Regions from separate parts of the Homo sapiens genome. Here region 1 is linked to region 2. Evidence: read pairs that join two places in POLR2A ChIA-PET (ENCODE). Cell type or tissue: CD4-positive, alpha-beta T cell. All regions are shown on one strand.

Evidence for each region. Peaks named below come from ENCODE experiments on the same cell type or tissue, not always from the same donor. Only the 100,000 strongest peaks of a DNase experiment are listed, where the experiment ranks them.
Region 1: POLR2A ChIA-PET joins it to region 2 with 7 read pairs; 3 of 35 experiments call an interaction of 5 or more read pairs at or near these places.

What each region holds. Positions count from the first base shown.
Region 1 is chr17:39,966,541-39,969,040 of GRCh38, forward strand. All of the region lies in intron 3 of GSDMA (gasdermin A), which reads left to right. Among named protein-coding and RNA genes, the nearest start is that of GSDMA, 4.8 kb to the left of the region's middle. In CD4-positive, alpha-beta T cell, no CTCF peak of the experiment used is centred here; a DNase peak (open chromatin) is centred at 1,071; H3K27ac peaks cover 255 bases.
Region 2 is chr17:39,847,487-39,849,986 of GRCh38, forward strand. The region is part of intron 1 of IKZF3 (IKAROS family zinc finger 3); the gene reads right to left. Among named protein-coding and RNA genes, the nearest start is that of IKZF3, 16 kb to the right of the region's middle. In CD4-positive, alpha-beta T cell, no CTCF peak of the experiment used is centred here; a DNase peak (open chromatin) is centred at 1,295.

The DNA of each region.
Region 1 (2,500 bases), 120 kb after region 2:
TTTGCCAATGTGGTCATGACAGGGGAGCTCTTGGAGGCAACCCTTCTGGCCCATGGCTGCATCCAGGCCATTTCCTAGTCACACCTCCCGCTGCTGCCACCGTCTCCAGGACCACCTCCCCACTGTCACGCATGCACAGGGAAGATGATGTCCACACTAGCTTGCTGTGTGATCTTGGAAAAGTCACTTCTCTTGGGACCTCAGTTTTCTTTTCTGCAAAATGACAGGATTGAATGATCATCTCTAAGGCTCCTTCTAACTCTAAGACTATGCAATACACTAGAAAAAGGAGGGATGTGTCTTAACTGCCCCCAGCTGAGACCTGAGCACTGTGTTCTGCTCCCATAAATGAAGCCTCCTGCCTGACCCCAATACACACTAAGCACGCCCTCGGGAATGCTGCCCCACAGCACAAAGGGTGTGGCAGGTGCCACATTGATGCTGGGCACCACCGGATGTTTGGCTTGACACGGGAACTGACTTTTAAGTAGTTAAGTAGTGGTTGAAAGAAGGAGGTAAGGACTGTGAAGGCCAGAAGGAAAGGCTGGGGTAGTCATCCAGCAAGCATGTATATAGTAAAGCACTCTACTACGGGCTGGGGTGCGCCTAGAACATCTTTGTCCAAGAACCTTGCAGTCTAGGAAGGTGAAAATTTTAAAAACCTGTGCAACAGTAATTATAATCAAAGCCAAGAAGTGCTAAGTGCTGTAGGGATGGTTTGACTGAGTCTTGTGGCAGGTCAAAGGGACTTCTGGCTGGGGAAATAAGGGAAGATCTCACAGACATGGCAGCCTCTGTTTTGGGCCTTGAAAGATGAGCAGAAATTGGGCATGCAGGGCTGGGAGAAGGGTATTATGAAGGCACACAGGTGAGCAATCTCAAAACCACCAAGGGCCAGGAACAGCCAGCATAGCAGGGGCGGAAGAGGTGCGAGTAGAACGAGCAGGAAATGCAGGTGAACCCAAACCATGGAAGAGGCAAGTGGCAGCTCCAGGAGACTGAATTGTAGGCACCAGGAAGATCCTGAAAATGTTCTGATGTGTCCCATGACTAATCCAGCCAGATGGAGGAAGTGTGTCAGATAGGGGAAGAGGAACAGGGGTTTGAAGCAGTCAGACAAGGCAAGACACTTTTCTTCTTTTTTTGTTTGAAACAGTTTTTCGCTCTTGTTGCCCAGGCTGGAGTGCAGTGGTGCAATCTTGGCTCACCGCAACCTCCGCCTCCCAGGTTCAAGCAATTCTCCTGCCTCAGCCTCACGAGTAGCTGGGTTTACAGGTGCCCGCCACTACGCCCGGATAATTTTTTATTTATTTATTTTATTTATTTATTTATTTTGAGATGGAGTCTCGCTCTGTCGCCCAGGCTGGAGTGCAGTGGCACGATCTCAGCTCACTGCAAACTCCGCCTCCTGGGTTCAAGCAATTATCCAGCCTCAGCCTCTCAAGTAGCTGGGACTACAGGTGTCTGTCACCACACCCAGCTAATTTTTTATATTTTTAGTAGAGACGGAGTTTCACCATATTGGCTAGGCTGATCTCGAACTCCTGACTTTGTGATCTGTCCGCCTCGGCCTCCCAAAGTTCTGGGATTACAGGGAAGTAATCCCAGTTAAGTAGTGGTTGAAAGAAGGAGGTAAGGTGGCTCGTGAGCCACCACACCCGGCTAATTTTTGTATTATTAGTAGAGATGGGGTTTCACCATGTTAGTCAGGCTGGTCTTGTACTCCTGACCTGAGGTGATCCGCCTGCCTCAGCCCCCAAAAGTGCTGGGATTACAGGCGTGAGCCACTGAGCCCGGTCTTTTTTTTTTTTTTTTTTTTTTTTTTGAGACGGAGTCTCTCTCTGTTGCACAGGCTGGAGTGCAGTGACACGATACCAGGTCACTGCAACCTCCGCTTCCCAGGTTCAAGCAGTCCTCCTGCCTCAGCCTCCTGAGTAGCTGGGATTGCAGGCGCACGCCACTACATCCAGCTAATTTTTGTATTTTTGGAAGAGATGGGGTTTTACCATGTTGGCCAGGCTGGTCTCGAACTCCTGACCTCAGGTGATCCGCCTACCTCGGCCTCCCAAAGTGCTGGGATTACAGGCGTGAGCCACCACCCCCAGCCAAGACACTGTTCTTCTATCCCATGAGCAACGAAAACTGAGGACCCGAGCTGGGGAAGGGCAAGAGGAGTGAAGAGGGAGGAATGGATGCAATGCCCATTGCCAACGGTGATAGAATGGCCTGGGCTTGGTAGCTGATTGCAGGATGAGGGAAAGGGTTTTGTCAAAGGTGACTGCGAGATTTTACCCAGGTTGTGACATTATAGGACATTAAAGCTACCATTACAGGTGACAAACAGGAAGACACAGGTTAGAGGTAGATTTGGAGATTGTGAGTTCCTTTTGGATGTTTTGAGTTTCTGGTTCTGCTGAGACATCAGCTGAGCATGTTGAACAGGTGATTGGAAATAAGGGCCTGGAGCTCAGGAAAGAGGTCAAAGTGAAGATACACACAA
Region 2 (2,500 bases):
AAATGTAGCTGAACTCAAATTTACTGAAATGTCTATTTCAGGTCCTAGTTCAGCTTTCTGGGAACATACAGGATAAGTTATAGCTCAGATGTTACCACCCAGTTTCCTGACCATGGTGAGAGCTGTCTTCTGAACCCGTTTTTGTTTGCCTGTGGCTCTCCAAAAACGTGGCATCAAGCACTCAGCCTAATAGTGCAATGAGATTTCTTTTTTTCTCATAACAATTCTGGAAGATAAATAGGGGCAATGGCATTTATTATTTTCCCCATTTTACAGACAAAATCCAAGATACAAATAATGACAAAAAACATAAAGGCCAGTAATCGCCCAAGGGCACAAAGTCAGTGACACATTAAGAAGAGAAGCAGGATTTGTCTCTTGAGTTTTACTGTTGCTTCAGAGAATTTAAATCGTGTTTTAAATGCCTTCCTATACAGATTACAGATTTTAGAAGGCCAGAACTAGAAGAAATTTTAGATCCAATTAATTTCAAACACCCTAACTGACTGTGCATTATTGCTGATTGAGGGGAAAGGAAGATAACAAAAACAAAGACATGCATTAAAGTGAGAGTAATCCCTCCAATCATGAAATACTTCCTTCCCTATTTCCTTGGGCTAAGGTAAATGTTAAGAAACATCAAGACTGCTTGCTTAAAAACACCAGATCAAATACAACCAAGTTACTGTTCCAGTTCTTCCTACCCTCCCCCTTTAAAAAAAAATAAAGCATTCCATTTTTTCTCCTAGATTAAGTGTTTAATGAGGAAACTGTAGACCGTGGGGCACAGGTGAACTGCTGACAACTGTTGTTAAAACAACAAAGTCAGTGTCTAGTGTTATTTTCCTTCAAAGGTCAGTTACCCTTAAGTTGTAGACAAAAACATACATTCCAATTTTACCTTGTATATCACATGCTACCAAATGAACATGCAGAGAGAAAAGGAAAAATGGGCATTTCATGTCATTGCTACTTTAAAAAGATGTTTCTGGTAAAATGATTGAATCTAACATATTGAAATGAAGACTTGTTTTATAACTGTAAAATGCCTAGTTTTATAACTGTAAAATAGCTGGAGCCAAAAATAGAATCATTAATTTGAAGTGGGTAACAGAGCTAAATATGAAAGTTGAAACAATCAAACTTCTAGAGGAAAACAGAATATTCTCATGACCCTGGAGTAGGTAAAGATTTATTTTTCTTTTTTTCTTAGAGACAGGGTCTCACTCTGTTGCACAGGCTGGAATGCAGTGACATGACGTAGCTCACTGCAGCCCGGAACTCCTGGGCTTAAGCAATCTGCCCACCTCAGCTTCCTGAGTAGCTGAGACTACAGGTGTGCATCACTACACTCAGCTAATTTTTAAAAAAATGTTTGGAGAGATGGGGTCTCATTATGTTGCCCAGGCTGGTTTTAAACTCTTGGCCTTGAATGATCCTCCCGCTTTACCCTCCCAAAGTGGTAGGATTACAGGTGGGAGCCAACGTGCCTGGCAAAGAATTCTTTAGCAAGATATAAGCAGCACTTAGTCACAAAAAAGAAGCTGATAAATTAATCTTCATTAAAATTAAGAATTCTATTCATCAAATAGATTAAGAAAAATAAACAAGTTACAGACTGGGATAAAGTATTTGTATTACACATCTGACAAAGTACACATTACTGGCTGGGTGCAGTGGCTCAAGCCTGTAATCCCAGCACTTTGGGAGGCCAAGGCAGACAAACCACCTGAGGTCAGGAGTTTGAGACCAGCCTGGCCAACATGCTAAAACCCTGTCTCTACTAAAACAATACAAAAATTAGCCAGGTGTGATAGCACCTGGAAAAAAAAAAAAAAAGCCCACAAAATCAGTATGAAAAAAGACAACCCAATTAAAAAAAAAAAATCCAGCCAGGCGTGGTGGCTCATGCCTGTAATCCCAGCACTTTGGGAGGCCAAGGCAGGCGGATCACCTGAGGTCAGGAGTTTGAGACCAGCCTGGCCAACATGGTGAAACTCCACCTCTACTAAAAACACAAAAATTAGCCAGGTGGGGCGGTAGTCACCTGTAATCCCAGCTACTCAGGAGGCTGAGGCAGGAGAATCGCTGGGAGGTGGAGGTTGCAGTAAGCCGAGATTGCACCACTGAACTTCAACCTGGGCAACAGAGCGAGACTCCGTCTCAGGAAAAAAAACAAAACAAACAAACAAAAAAACGTGAATGACCAGAAAACCTTAGACGCTTCAGGAAAGAGGATCCAAAATGGCCGATAAACATAAGAAAAGACACTCAATGTAATTACTCATCAGGAAAATGCAAATTAAATTAAAACCACAATGAAATACCACTCACTACACACCCAAAAGAATGGTAAAAATTAAAAAGACTGATAATAGCAAGTGTTAACAAAAAGATGTGGAACAAGTATAACTCTCAGACATTGCTAGTGGGAGGGTAAACTGATCCAACCACTTTGGAAACTCTTTGGCAATATGTATCAAACCTAAACATACACCTA